2 separate regions of the Homo sapiens genome follow, and region 2 is linked to region 1. A link is a loop called in an ENCODE intact Hi-C map of the cell type or tissue named here. Cell type or tissue: mammary epithelial cell. All regions are shown on one strand.

Evidence for each region. A loop is a pair of places that touch in the nucleus more often than their neighbours do. Peaks named below come from ENCODE experiments on the same cell type or tissue, not always from the same donor. Only the 100,000 strongest peaks of a DNase experiment are listed, where the experiment ranks them.
Region 2: a loop joins it to region 1, with 4 times the contacts of the local background. A loop is called at or near these places in 8 of 110 quality-filtered maps.

The regions. Positions count from the first base shown.
Region 1 is chr10:4,667,889-4,675,888 of GRCh38, reverse strand. The region is part of intron 1 of MANCR (mitotically associated long non coding RNA); the gene reads left to right. It overlaps LOC105376373 (a long non-coding RNA gene), which reads right to left and starts at 4,358. Exons shown (of 4, transcript XR_001747338.2): 1 at 4,230-4,358. In mammary epithelial cell, no CTCF peak of the experiment used is centred here; DNase peaks (open chromatin) are centred at 3,458, 4,228 and 4,938; H3K4me3 peaks cover 997 bases; H3K27ac peaks cover 7,640 bases.
Region 2 is chr10:3,224,853-3,232,852 of GRCh38, reverse strand. LINC02668 (long intergenic non-protein coding RNA 2668) reads left to right here. Exons shown (of 3, transcript NR_187504.1): 3 at 271-589. Among named protein-coding and RNA genes, the nearest start is that of LINC02668, 29 kb to the left of the region's middle. In mammary epithelial cell, no CTCF peak of the experiment used is centred here; DNase peaks (open chromatin) are centred at 4,912 and 5,672; H3K27ac peaks cover 1,180 bases.

The DNA.
Region 1 (8,000 bases):
TTTTTTTTTTTCAATAATTGTGTGTCTGTATGTCCCATTTTCTTTCTCTTCTGCTGTGGAACTGCAGTTACATGGATATTGGAACTTCAGAGATTATTTCACAGGTCCATGAAGCTTTGTTCACTTTGCTTATCAATCTTGGTATTGTTCAGATTTTAAAAAGTTCTGTTGATCTCTCTGACCCCTTTCTTTGTCAATTCTATTATTCTGTGAAGCCCAATTAGTGTGTGCTTACTGCATACATTGTATTTTTCCCTTCTTGCATTTCTTGTTTGTTTTGTTTTGTTTGTTTGTTTTTGTTTGAGACAGCATCTCACTCTGTCACCCAGACTGGATTGCAGTGGTGCAATCTTGGCTCACTGCAGCCTCCACCTCCCAGGTTCAAGCGATTTACCTGCCTCAGCCTCCCAAGTAGCTGGGATTACAGGTGCATGCCATCACACCCAGCTATTTTTGTATTTTTTGTAGAGATGGGGTTTCACAATGTTGGCCAGGCTGGTCTCGAACTGTTGACCTCAGGTGATTAGCCCACCTCAGCCTCCCAAAGTGATGGGATTACAGGTGTGAGCCACTGCACCTGGCTGATTCTTGCATTTCTGTTTGAGACTTTTTCCTAGTTTCTATTTGCTGATGAAACTATTTGTATTTTGATTATTAAGAGCATATTTCTTTTTACACTACTGAGTGTAGTTAAAATAGTTAAAATAATATCCTATGTGCTTATTTCAACATATGTTCATTTGGGTATTGTTTTCCATAGGTTGTCTTTTCTCTTGAGAATGAATGAAATATCCATTCTTTCTTCACCTATTGACTGGATTTGTATTGTTTCTTGAATACTCTGAAGATGTAGAGACTGAATCCTGTTATAATCCTTAATAGAGTATTGATTTTCTAAATTTTAGCGGACAATTATTTTAGACTCATGAACATTGTGTTTTGAACACAGCTCAAAATTCATTCCAAAGTGCTTTGATCCTGCCTTGTGTATGCATGGTTTAAGGTTGGTTAGTTAATTGGCTGAAATTTGTGCATGGGATCTGGGCTCCCCGTCTCTGGCCATCTCCTTTCTGGAATATCTCCCTCACTTTCTGGTGGAAATGATTATTTCAAACTCTGTTCTCCAGTTCTTTAGAACAGAAAAAGTATGGGTTTTCTATCAAGGATTTACTTATTAATGCTGACTGCAATCTGCATTGAGGCTAAAATAATTGAGAACACAGGAAAATTACCCCATGCCATTCTTTCTTCCAAATTGATTCCCTCCTATAATCTTTCAGCCTCTGCTCAATCTGCACTGCCTCCAGGCTACTATTCAAAAAATTTATCCAGGTTTCGAGTGGTTATTTGTGGGGAAATTGGCCTGGCAGGAGCATCTTTGGCCATGCCTGAAGTGGAACACATACAAAATGCTTTTTTGCATTGTCTTTGGCTGAAGCCACTAATATTTCAACTTCCCAAAATATGTCTCTTCTTCATGTATTAACTTGGGATTTTCACAATTCTTTTATAATATTAATTTGGACTACAAATTTGTGCGAAGATCGAAGTAGAATTTAATTTGTTGTAAAAAGCATTTTCTCCCCCAACTGAGTCCCATTCAGATGGCTACTTCACTTGGAGTATTTTTGTCCCTATATGGGGGCATTTTCTCTTATTATTAATAGTAGCTTTTCAATAGTCCCCAGATTTTGCAAGTATCTACTTGAAATTCAAGTATAAGCTTAAGACAGTAACTAGTCTCTTATCTCCTCTTCTCTTATGGGTATTTAAACCTCAACCATTTCACATTCTTCTTTTCATGCTGAGAAAATTATCTTACACCCAGTAAATATGCAGAATCTTTAAAGGACTGAAAAAAATAGGGAAATGTTTAACGTAGTTATCAAGGTAGGTACCTCACACAAGAAACTGCTTGATGATGAACATTTAAGTTTCAAAGCAGGAAAGATAGCCCTTGTGATGAAGGCGATTAGAACGTGATACAAATGACTCTTAGTTTTTCAGTGGACCAGAGCAACAGTTACTGGTTAGTTCAACAGGTGAGACTCAGTCACAAAGAGTTTACGGATCTCGCTGAAAATAATGAAGACAGGTACCATGGCAGAATCACTACCCTATACACAACTGACTCTCTGAGATGAGTGCCTAAACCACATGGCAACCAAATAGGTATTATAATTAGTTTGTGAGAAAGTGGTAATAGTACTTGTTGCAAATCTTGATGTTGTTTTATTAAACAAAACTAAAATATAATTTTATTTAATATTAAAATAATGTTGCAAATATCAATTGATGTAAAATTTATTTGCAGAATCAAAATTCCTATAAGGAAGTATTATAACACTAGGAAGAAAATTATTTTAAGACAGTGACTCATGAAAAAGTGTTATGTGCTATCTGCGAAAATATGCCAATACTCTCTTGGCTGAGAATACGCCAAGAAGATCTTTGTAGTTTTGAACATTATCTTTATTACTTGATTAGCCACTTTTGGAACTGTAAAATGTAATTTAAATGGCTAAAAAATGAATACATTAAGACAATAAGCACTTTAGGCATTTATTATGAACCTGCTATATTTTTATGAAAATGCCTATCAGCTTATTATTTCTTTCAAACTCTAGTCAATACCAAATCTCATTTTTGATTTATGTTTTCCTAATAATGAATTCTTTATTGAATTTAGTTACATGACACTGAGAACAAAGATTTTGCCTCTGGCTGTTATCTAAGCAAGGAAGCTCAAAAAACATTATCTACATACTCTTAATTAGAGAAATCCCTTAAAATATTTTAAACTTCGTGAAAATTCAGACAGTCAGGAGATGCATTTATTATTAAGATTATTTTCAAAACCAAAGCCTTATTAATAAAAAATGAAATGAACAACGTGACTTTTGAAGTTTCAGTCTGTCCACAGCTAGCTGTATAACTTTGGGAATCTTATTTAAGATCTCCATTTCCTAATTAGTAAACTAGGAATTCTATTAACGTCTTCAAAAAATTGTTGTGAGGAATATATAATATATGCATAAAATGTGGACACAGTATTTGGGCCATGATAGTAAGTGTTCAAGAAAAATTTTTTTATAAACTTTCTTCCCTATATTCACAATTTGTATTGTAATTTTAAATATATTTTTTAGAGTAAACCATGACATTTTATTATACATTTGTTTTCACTTTAAATGGATCTTAGCTACAAGGTTGTTTGAACAATATAGTCTATTCTAATCCATCAAAATAAAAGACTAACAAAATAGAAATTCGAAATCTCATAGTGAAGTACACTAGCAATGAATTCAAAGATATAAAGAGAAATCTCTTGTGAGAAATAATAAATCCAAGTCACGTTGGCTTAAGTGATTTCTGGAAATAGAAGAGAATAGGCCACTCTTATTTGCCTGGTATTCCTGGGGGATAAATTGTGCCTTTACAATGAAACTAGTGGTGGCTTGCCCTGCCTGTCCTCAATAGTATAATGTCAGTGACTGCCAAGAATGCAGCTTTCCCAGGATCAAGAATGGAGCCTGCTTCTTTACCATGTTTCCAGAATGATATGCATGTTGCTTAGCCAAATAATTAAATACTTCACATTTTAAGACTTGTTGTTTTCTCTGATTATGATAAAAACAAAATAAAGAAAATATTTGTTAGTCTGAAAAGATATGGTAATGGGATGTCAGGGGAAACGACAGAGTAAGGATCTCTGAAGTTTTTCCAATCTATAAAAACAATGAGAATGCTTTCAAAAATGAGCAGAATCAATCCTTTCAGGACTTGGGAAATTAACCAAAGGCTTGTAACAATTCAGCAGGTTTATTCAAAAAAACTAGTTTAATCTTGGTAAGAGCAGCACATTTTATTGAGTGTTAACATTGCTTTTCTTTTCTCCTCATTTCCACCCCCACCGGGGATGACAGCCCTAAAACTCGCACACAGTAGTAGGAAAACCAGCAGCCTGCCAGCCACTGGGGGCCAAAACAAGTTTGGGGCTTCATCAAAACCCAATTCCAATAGGATCGTCACTATTTTAATTGTCTGATGGTTCCTGGAAGACCCTACTCACAAGGCTTGCCTTTATTTGACCTGACTCAGAGCTTACTCAGAGCAACGGTCTTTCTGCAGGGCATGTATTGAAAGTAGTTAGGAAAATAGAAAGTCACATATATGCATACAGCTGTGGACGTGCTCAGAAATCATCTGAAATGGCCATAAGCTCTCACCTCTGGCTCACCTTTCGGCGCTGCTCAAGCAAAAAGTGAAGGATAAGGCAGAATTACCAAGTGCCTGGTGGAGTCCTGAAGGCATGCCTGAACTCATATGCAGAACCCATCAGCGAAGGCTAGAAGACTGATTGCTTCCAGGCATTTACGGAAATGTCTTTTGAATCATTAGGTGACCACAAAGCTAAGCAAGCAGAGACTTCAGTGATACGTGTGACAAAGAACAGAGACTTTATAGAACTGGTTCGGAAAATTAATTAATAAGAAACAGCAAGAGAAACAAGCAGTGGCAGCAACAAACACCAGAAAGGGAGAGTATCTGATGTCCAGTGTTTACACATTATATTATTAAAAATTTCCATTTTCAAAAAACACTTTAAGTCAACTATTATATACATGCTTAAACTGGGTTGAAGACCCCCAAATCCATGCCCACTCATAAACTCAGAATGTGAGCTTATGTTAAAATAGGGCCTTTAACTATATAATTAGTTAAAATTAGATCATACTGGACTAAAGTGGTTCCTAATCCAATATGACTGGTTTTCTTATAAGCAGAGGGAAATTTAGGCACAGATACATATAGAGAGAGCACCAAATGAACACAAGAGTAAAGGCAGAGGCATACAATTACAAGCCAAGGAATGAAAAGGATTGTCAACAACCACAAGAAGTTGGAAGACAGGCATGGAATATAAATTCCTCTAGAGCCTTCAAGGGGAGCATCACCCTGATGACACCTTGATTTTGGAATTTTAGCTCCCAGAACTGTGAGATAATAAGTTTCTATTGTTTTGAGCTATTTAGAGTGTGGTAGTTTATTAAGCAATCCTAGGAAGCTAGTACAATTCACAAAGACCTAAACACAATCACATCTATAATTAAAATATGAGACTATTTCACCAAATAAAGACAATCAATAAAGAAATAGAAGTTATATTTAAAAACCAAATACAAATTCTATAGTTTAAAATTGCATTAGCTAAAATAAAAAAAATCAACAGGAGGTTTGAGCAGGCATATAAAAGAAATTAGCAAGCTAGCATATAAATCAACTGAGATTATCCAGTGTAAGGAGCAGAAGGAAAAATGAATGAAGAAAAATGGAACTATCCACAGAAACCTATGGAACATTAATAAGCACAGCATTATACACAAAATGGAATTCCAAGAAATAAAGAAGAGAAAGGGAAAGAAAGAATATTTAAAGACACAGCGACCCCAAAAGTAACAAATATAGTTAAAAAATTACACATCCAAAAAGCTAAAAAGATTATAAATAAATGCATACATCTATGCATAGAAACATTATAATCAAATTGTTGAAAGCCAAAACTAATAGAGAATCTTCAAAACAGCATGAGAAAAATGATCCATTATGAATGAAAAAAATCTAAACAAAATTTAGAAATGACTTATTTTCAGATGCAAAGAGGCTGGAAAACAAGATGGAGACATAATCAAAGAGCAGAAAGAAGATACTTTCAACCAAGAATTCTGTATCCATCAAAAGCTACCCTTCAAAATTAAAAGAGAAGTTGAGATTTCTCAGAAAAACAACTAAAATAATTTGTCACTAGAAGATCTGCCTTATAAGAAATAATAAAGGCTGAGTGCAGTGGCTCATGCCTGTAATCCCAGCACTTTGGGAGACTAAGGAGGGAGGAGTGCTTGACCCTAGTACTTTGATACCAGCCTTAGCAACATGGCAAACCCTTGTCTCTACAAAAACTTTTTAAAAAATTAGTGAGGTGTGGCGGCACACCACTTTAGTCCCAGCTACTCAGGAGGCTGAGATGAGAGGATCACTTAAGCCCAGGAGGTCGAGGCTGCAGTGAGCTGAGATTGCATCACTGCATTCCAGCCTGGGCAACAGAGTGAGACCCTGTCTCCACAACAACAACAACAACAAACAAACAAACAAAAAACTGAAGGTAGTTCTCTAGGTTGGAATGACAAGACACTAGTTAGTAATTCTAATCCACAAAACTAAATGCAGTAAATAAAGAGCACAGGTAAATATAATTAAATAGGTAAATATAAAGGACAGTATAAATGCATTCTTGTTTGCAACTAGTGTAACTATTATTCTTCTGTATGATTTATAAGACAACTACATAAAACTAATTATTAATCTGTTTGACATGCATGCATAAAGATGTAATTTGACAATAGCTCAAAAGAGAAGTCAGAGAAGAAGCTTACAGTAGTAAAACTTATTTTATTATTGAAACTAAATTAGTGTTAATCCTGACTAGCTTGTCATAATTTAAGATATTAATTGTGATCTTCAGGTAAACAACTAAGGAAACTTTTCTAAATATTAAAAAATGACAAGAGAATTAACATAGTATATTTGAAAAATGATTTAATTTAAAAAGAAGGCAGTAATAGAGAAATAGCAGAAAGCATAAGCCATAAGATTTTTAGAAAACAAATAGCGAAATGGTAGATGTGAGTGCTATATTAAGAGTAATTACATTAAATGTAAATGAATTAATAGTCCAGTAAAAAGTCAAAGATTGGCAGAATAGATTTTAAAAAGTGATCTATGCTGTCTGTAAGATGCAGACATTAGATGGAAAGACAGTTGTTGTAAAGAAATGATAAAAAATGATAGAACAGGCAAGCAGTCGAAAAAGGAGAGCCGAAGTGGTCATGCCAATATCCAACAAAATACTTTAAAGTAAAAATTGTTACTGCAGAAGAGTATTTTATAATAGAAAATGGTCAATTCATCAAGAAGATATAAAAATTAAAAACATATATGCACCTAACAACAGAGCCCTAAAATACATATAGAAAAAAATAATAGAATTGAAAGCAAGAAGAAACAACTTGACAATAAATTACCAATTTCAATATCCATCTTTCAATAATATATAGAACATTTAAACAGCAGATCTGCCAGGAAATAGAAGACTTAAAGATAATATAAACTAATTAGACCTGAAACGTATGTATAGTACTCTCCATTCAATGACAGAAGAATACACATTCACCTAAAGTGCGCATGAAACATTTTCCAGAATTGACTATAAGATTATAAATTATAAAACAATGATGAAACAAAACTATTTTTAAGTTAAAAGTATTAAAATCATGTAAATTTGTTCTTTCACCACAATGGAATGTAATTTGAAATCAGTAATAAAAGAAGGAGAAGGTCACAAATATTTAAAAATTAAACAACATACTCCTAAATAAACAAGAGATTAAAGAAGAAATTACAAGGCCAATCAGTACTCTGAGGTACATGAATTCAAAACTACATCAACTCTTACGGAATACAAGTAAAGCAGGGCTTATAGGGAAATTTATAGCTGTAAATGCCTATATTAAAAAATAAGATTAAAAATATCAATAACCTAACCTTCTACCTTAAGAAACTAGAAAAAATATTAAGCTAAACAAAAGCTAGGAAAGAAAATATTAAAATTATAGTAGAACTAAATGAAATAAAGACTATAAAATCAAAAGAGAAAATCAACAAAACTGAAAGTTATTTCTTTGTGATAAGATCAATAAAATTGACAACCTATAGCTAGATTGACTGCATTGGAATGAATAGTTGTGCCCCACACTCCCAAAATCATATGCTAGAATTCTACCCCTCAAAGTGGTAGTATGAGGAGATGAAGTATTTGAAAGGTAATTATGTCATGAGGGTGGAGCCTTCATGAATGGCATTAGAGCCCTTATAAAAAAGGAATCTTAAAAAATCTTGTCCTTTTTCCACTATGTGAAGAAACAATGAGAAGACAGCAATCT
Region 2 (8,000 bases), 1.4 Mb after region 1:
AAGATTTTTAATGCATTTCTGTCATATAGAGGGAGAGTAGAAGCTGCTTGAGTTTATTTAAATATTGTTGACAGAAAACTGCTGTCTTTAGGAGCCTAGCCATGGATTAAGATTCATATATATACACATATATACATGCAAATTAAAATGTTGAAAAAGAGACACTTATCAACATAACCTTTAGAAAACCAAGAGAATCTTGTAGCCTGAGAGCATATTCACAGGAGAAAAGGGAAATTCATGAACACCTCATTTTACTTCCTCCCGTAGGAGCTGGGAGATGGGAACATCACTAGACCACGAGCCGGAATTGCTGCAGGAGGATTCCCACACTCTGGGCCTCCGTGGGCACCACGAGGACTGGACGTGCGACCCCAGCTCTCTGGGTCTCAGTTTCGTCTCCTGCAGAGCATCTGAGCTAGACCGTCTCTAAAATTTCATCAAGCTCCTGTATTCCATTCTATTCTGAGATGCCCAATTCTTATGCCTGCTAAAAACCACAGTGAGAAATAATAACCTATGTCCACATTTTTGTTTCCTAGGAGAAATATCAACATGCGTCTGCCAAATAAAATATTGTATTAAATGAGTTATTTCAAAAAGTATTCTTTGACCACCTCAACATGTGTTAAAAGGAATGCCACATGTTAAAAGGAATGCCTCATGTTACACGGAGTCCTTCTAGGGTAAGAAAGAGAGGTCATCTGTGAGACAATGTCTGCTTTTGAAACTCTCCACATAACCATGGCCAGCACTGACCCCTGTTGGAGTAAGATACAGGGAAGAGGCAGCCAGGCAAGCTGGAAGAATGGAAAAAGAAAAAGAGAGTCTAAGAGACAGGAAATTTGATACCAAATCCAGGAAATTTGATACCAAATCCAGGAGCGCTGCATCCTCTATACCAAACCCAGGAGCCCTGAATCCCTCTACACCAAATCCAGGAGCCCTGAATCCCTCTATACGAAATCCAGGAGCCCTGAATCCCTCTACACAAAATCCAGGAGCCCTGAATCCTCTATACCAAATCCAGGAGCCCTGAATCCCTGCATACCAAATCCAGGAGCCCTGAATCCTCTATCAAACCCAGGAGCCCTGAATCCCTCTATACCAAACCCAGGAGCCCTGAATCCCTCTATACCAAATCCAGGAACCCTGAATCCCTCTATACCAAATCCAGGAACCCTGAATCCCTCTATACCAAACCCAGGAGCCCTGAATCCTCTATACCAAATCCAGGAGCCCTGAATCCCTCTATACCAAATCCAGGAGCCATGCCTCCTCTATACCAAACTCAGGAGCCCTGAATCCTTCTATACCAAATCCAGGCACTCTGAATCCTTCTTTACCAAATCCAGGAGGCCCAAAACCCTCTATATCAAATCCAAGGTGTCTGGACCCCTGTATACCAAATCCAGGAGGCCCGTGGCCGTCTATAGCAGATCCAAGTACCTGTGTGAGAGACAATGTGAACTTGAGACCATGAGAACGACGATACGTCTGACCACATCGTGTCCCCAGCACGTGATAGGATAGTACTGGATTGGCCACAGAGCCGCCGATATGCACAACCTGTACAAAAACATCCACTTTTCAGGGAGGTGAAGACACAAGGGAGGGGGTCAGGAGGCACCTGCCAGGAAATGTGCTGTGTCTTTTAACTCAATGACCATTCCACACCTGGGTTATAACATTGCAGTGTCTATGGAATGAAATGGGGGAAATATAAAATGAATAAGGAAGGAAGCAGCACTCAAGAGTTTTATCAGCCAGAGAAAAGTTACTGTTAATATTGTTCCTAAGTTGTTTTTTGATTTTTCTTTTTTTTTCAAATAGAACCTGGATCCTATTGTGCTATATTTTTTTTTCTAACTTGACATGGCATCACCAGCCTTCTCTCTTGTTTCTAACTTGACATGGTACCACCAGCCTTCTCTCTTGTTTCTAACTTGACATGGTATCACCAGCCTTCTCTCTTGTTTCTAACTTGACATGGTACCACCAGCCTTCTCTCTTGTTTCTAACTTGACATGGTATCACCAGCCTTCTCTCGTTTCTAGCTTGACATGGTATCACCAGCCTTCTCTCTTGTTTCTAACTTGACATGTTATCACCAGCCTTCTCTCTTGTTTCTAGCTTGACATGGTATCACCAGCCTTCTCTCTTGTTTCTAACTTGACATGTTATCACCAGCCTTCTCTCTTGTTTCTAACTTGACATGGTATCACCAGCCTTCTCTCTTGTTTCTAACTTGACATGGTATCACCAGCCTTCTCTCTTGTTTTGTTTTTGGAATATTCTGTAAGTGCTGTGTGATCCACAGGACCTACCCCAGGACCTCTGCGCCTGCACCTCCAGCGTCTGTCCTGTGCTGCTACACCCTGCAGCCGCTGCCAGGAGCTCCTGCTGGTGAGGCCCCCAATCAACAGGTGCCCTGGTTACTCTATCTGCAGAGGAGAAGACAGAGCTCAGAGGCAGCACAGGTGCAAATCCAAATGGGGCTGTCACCAAGTTGACCCTGGAATCTTAAATAATGCCCCTTGCAGGTGCCTACTATGTTGGGGCTTCTCTGCACTCCCACCCTTTCTCAACATCATCCCAACAGCACGTCTCCATCAGACGTGGGCTTTGTGACCCCCACCCCCAACCAACCATCCCCACAGAGAGGCTCTGCCCCTGACCTAGGGTGGGCACTCACCTTCTTTCGTTGTTTGCTGTGGCACAGGTGAATTACTCATCTTCTCTATGCCTCATCTTCTTCATATAGGGCAGGGTCTGCCTACCTCATAGCAGAGCTATGAGGGTGAAACTGCATCTGTCTGCATGGTTGTATTTCCATGACATCACTTACACTGTCTGCCTTGGGTGTGATTCCATGCACGAGTCTGTCTCCACTCAGTGACACTCTGGAGAGCTGGAAATGCCTCTGATTCATCTTTCAGTTGCCACAAAACCTAGCACAGAGCCTTGCCCTGTTAGGGAAATAGAAAGACCCCCTTTACTTATTTTATAATTTTCCCCAAGCGCTACACTTTGAGTGTAGGTGTCCGGAGAAGAATTGTGAGGAATGTTCTGATACATCAGCAATTTTTCCCCACCTTTTTGTATCTTATGCACCTGCTCCCAACCCCGTGTGTGTGTCTCAACCCCATCAGGAGTAGATGATGCAGCCCACAGCCCAGAGAGACACAATGGCACAAATTCCCAGCCCCGGAGTTCCATGTGCTGAGGTGCAGGCAGAGACAGTGGGTTTGGAAGGATGTTTTTATCTGAGAAACCCAGTCTCCCCCCCACCTCCAGACTAGCTGTGTTTCTCTAAATGGGAGGAAACGGAGAAAGAGTATCCTAAGTGGGAAAAGGACACTCAATGCCGCTGGGTTCCTGAGAAGGGACTTCGGCCCCGTTGCCCACCCCTGAGGACCAGAGAAAATGATGGGATCCCCGACAGGTGTGGGAATCCAGGCACAGAGAAAGCAAGGCTACCATCCCAGGGAAGGCCCCGGGGAGGCCCTGCACAGCACAGAAGCACCCACATGGGTGGCTGGTCTGTCCAGACGCAGTCCCCAAGATATTCTCCGTGCCCAGGTGGAGAGGGAAGCTGTGGAGTCATTTCCTCCATACCCCAAATAGAGGCTAGACTGGGAAGGAGTCGAGAGAGAGATGTGGAAAAGCCTTTTGACAAGAACAAAAGATAGTGGTGTTGACCAATGGCCTGGCCAGAGAGGACCCCCATAGAGAAGATACTTCCAGCAGAGGCCAGGTGACAAATGACAGGAAAGCACAGGCTGGCCCTTCCTGCAGGTGAGACACCCTGGAGACGAACCCAATTCCCAGAAAGGAGGGGCGGGGAGGCAGAGTCACCAGAGCATTGGCTGAAGTTTGTCTCTCCTGCCAGGCAGATGGCTCGCACACCACAGACCTGGGTCACCTGTCAACGAGGCACCTGTTTCTCTGGCCTGAATTCTAACCAAATATGTCTTTAAAAGTGAACCTACTCTTATCCCAGGTGCCTCCCCCGTGATGGGGGCACACTTTGGTTGGGGTCCCACATCTGGCTGAGACAGAACTCTGAACAGACAGAACACCTGTGGGAGGACAACAAGACCTCATCCCCATAGGCCTTCTTAACACTGTGTTTCTACCTCGTGCCCATTTCTTATGCAAGTCAGGAAAGCGTCCCGCGTCTCCAGCAACCACGCTGCACGTGGCTCGCCACTAGAACGGAAGCCCACAGGAACAGAGGCCCTCCTGGCCTTGTCTACCACGGTACCTGGAACAGAGTAGGTGTTCAATCACTGCTTTAGTCCATGAATGACACACATGTGGATTCACGGCCTGATGTGTAGAAACCCATACGTACACACAGGCAGGCATGAAGCTCGCTGTTGAAAGAGTTACGTAGGTCAGTACTTCTTAGGGAGACAAATATTCCCTGAGCCTCTAGATAGGCCCCTTAATTCTCACGACAGATATTCGTTTTGTTTGTTTGTTTTGTTTTGTTTTGAGACAGAGTCTTGCTCTGTCACCCAGGCTGGAGTGCCGTGGTACGATCTCAGCTCACTGCAACCTCCACCTCCCTGATTCAAGTGATTCCCCTGCCTAAGCCTCCTGAGTAGCTGGGATTACAGGCATGTGCCACCACACCCAGCTAATTTTTGTACTTTTAGTAGAGGTGGGGTTTCTCCATGTTGGCCAGGCTGATCTTGAACTCCTGACCTCAGGTGATCTGCCTACTCCAGCTTCCCAAGGTGCTAGGATGACAGGCGTGAGCCACCACGCCTGGCCACAATAGATATGCTTAAATGTAGGTGACAAATGACAGAATTTTGCTTTTTGGAAACAATGTGCTACTTTCAAAAACCCTAGCACAAGAAACCTTGAGACGACAGCCTCTGGGGAAGATGAGTCATGCAGCCACAATGGGTCTTGTGGTTTCAGCAAAGCCAGGGCAGTGCTATAGGAAAACTCAAAATGAGCCATATAAATCATTGTATTGGGTGATCTTCTTATGCATCCTTGGCACAAAAAAAAAATCTTCCTGGGATTTTCTTTTAAATAATCACAGGGGAGAGAGGAGTTAGGACTAAGCCGAGCATGGATGAAAGAATTTCAGCCACGAATTGGTAGTTCAGAAGTCTGGGTGATACGAACACAGTGATAGAATTTGTCTACTTTTACATATGTCTGAAATTTTCCACCTAAAAAGTTTTTGTGTTTTCAATGCACATCTGTCTCTGGGGCTGGGCCAGCGACTCCCACCCTGGAGGGAACAACATATCCCATCTGTTTCCTTGTGGCTTGTCAGAAAGAACGTTCAGGCTGCTGTATTCTGTCTAAATTCCAGAAATAGTCAGGACACTGCGACTTCCAAGCCTCATACCTGAGATAATTAGAACAAGAAGTCTGTGTTTGTATGTCCAAGATCACTAAAGAATTCAAGAAGCAAGCCAAAGAAAAAAATTATTTTACTAAAATTAACAACTGTAATGATCCCGAATCCATGTTATTTGTACATATGAACTTTCTGAAATGCATGATATTTATATCCAGCAAAGAATGTCTTTTCTTAGCCCAAGAAAAATAAGAAGAGTGAAGTCAAGCTGGCCAGGAAACAGTGGAATGGGTCTGTGTGTTCACCCAGACAGCGTGAGTCAAGGAGGGTTCCACGCTGGGATGATTTCTGACCTACTCATCAATCAGACCTAAGATGAGTGGCCTCAGGTTACTGTCGTAAAAATGCTAGTAGCTACAGAGCAGAGCCTGCTCCAGGCTTTGGGAAAAAGCTGCTGGAACTGGCTGGCTTGTATTTCCTTCCAGAGCCCAGATGCCTCCTGGGTTGTTCCGGTCTGCTGAGCAGATCCCCGAATTTCTAGAAAAATTAGAAACATGGAATCAATGTCATTACCTTTGCAGGGATCAAAGTAAATGGTGAGGCAAAATATGAATCTGGGAGAAGAAGGTTTTCCAGGTTAAGGAATGGCATTTCCAGATGACAGGGATGTGAGGACAGCACATTTGATCAGGGGCTGTGCTACTTCTGACTCGTCTTTTTCCTTGTCTTATGTTCCAGCACTGAAGTTAGTTTCCCATACTCTTTTTTTGTTTTTGTTTTTTTTTTTTGAGACGATGTCTCACTCTGTCACCCAGGCTGGAGTGCAATGTTGTGATCTTGGCTCACTGCAACCTCCGCCTCCTGGGTTCAAGCAATTCTCCTGCCTCAGCCTCCAGATTAGCTGGGATTACAGGCACCCTGCCACCACACCTGGCTAATTTTTGTATTTTTAATAGAGACGGAGTTTCACCATGTTGGCCAGGCTGGTCTAGAACTCCTGACCTCAGGTGATCTGCCCGCCTTGGCCTCCCAAAGTGCTGGGATTATAAGCGTGAGCCACCGCACCTGGCCAGGTTCCATACATTCTTTATCCTCTTATTCTTTGTCTTTTGCAAGAAGGGTTTAAAGAGGCTTATAACAATATATGGACTTTAGAAACTCAACAGTAAAAATCAAAAATATAAATTATTGATTTTGAATATGCTTATGCAATTTTAATGGCATAAGGACAATATCTGGAAGAGAATAGGTAAGAATGTTAGTAGTGTGTTAGGGTGGTAAAATTATACGTGAGTGTTTTTATTTTATTAATTAAAATATTTTTATAGTTAAATACAAAAGAAAATTAGAGGCTTAGAGTTACTTGCTATATTCTGCTGAATTCATCATAACAGGCCATCTATGAAAGAGGAAGACACATTCATCTTTTCAAGTGAGAAAAAAATTAAATATCCAAAGCTTATTTGTGTCCTTATAGTAATTTAGTGTTGAAACTTGAAATATAATATTTTTAAAGATCTACTTCATAATTTTCAGACAAATGCAGGCTGAGATTCTGCTCCTGCCATTTTGACAGGAAGAGCTACTGAAATGCTGGTGCTCCTTCTTACTTGTAATATGAGGATGATAATAAAAGCGACCTCACTGTCAAAAAAAATGAAGTGAATGATGAAATCAGAACGCGAAGAAAGGTAGGGAAAACAAGAAGCAAATAAGAAATACTGCACATTCATTAGAGATGAGCCACAGATTGGGCTCTGAGCTGTCAAAAGATTCTCCAGCCAGGAAAACATACCAGAGACAGGCCAGGAGTGTACATAAGATGAATCCAGACTTGCTTCTTGGGAAACACATTCCTGGAACAAGATCATAGAGAAATTCCTCTTGGAAGTCTGTTGTTAGAGAGAGTAAGGGGCCATCTTATCTTCCAAGGAGTCTGCTTTGCAGTGGAAGAACAGGGCACAAGATCGACAAAGTTAATGATACAATGTAAAAAATGAAAAGCAATTTTAAGTTACCATAACTATTTTTATGGAGAGGAATGCTTGTGAACAGTAGCACGTAGAGCTAAGCAGTGACTCTGTCTTCTTTAGGAAATCAATGTACCCAGTCTTCAGCCTTCTTCTGGGATATACCTTTTTTGATATGCTCATGGGCACCTGACCTTCTCTGTTCCTGGGTCCTGCTCTGTAAAAGGAGCCAAGTACCACCCATCACCAACACCATCATCCTCACCATCATTATAACCATCACCATCACAATCAGAAACACCATCACCACCATCACCAGCATCATAAGCATCACCAACACAATCAGAAACACAACACCATCAAAAATGCCACCAGAAACACTATCAACAACAGCAAAACTATCACCATAATCATCACCAACACCATCAGAAACACCACCAACACCATCATCACTGTGACCAATACCACCATGAACACCCACACCATCATGATCAACACCATCACCAACACCATCAAAAATGTTGTCAGAAATACCATTACTAACAGCAAAATGATCATTACCATCGTCAACACAATCAGAAACACCATTATCATCACCACCAACACCGTTATTATTGTACTAGTCCATTTGTACACTGCTATAAAGAAATACCTGAGACTGGATAATTTATAAAGGAAATAGGATTAATTGATTCACAGTT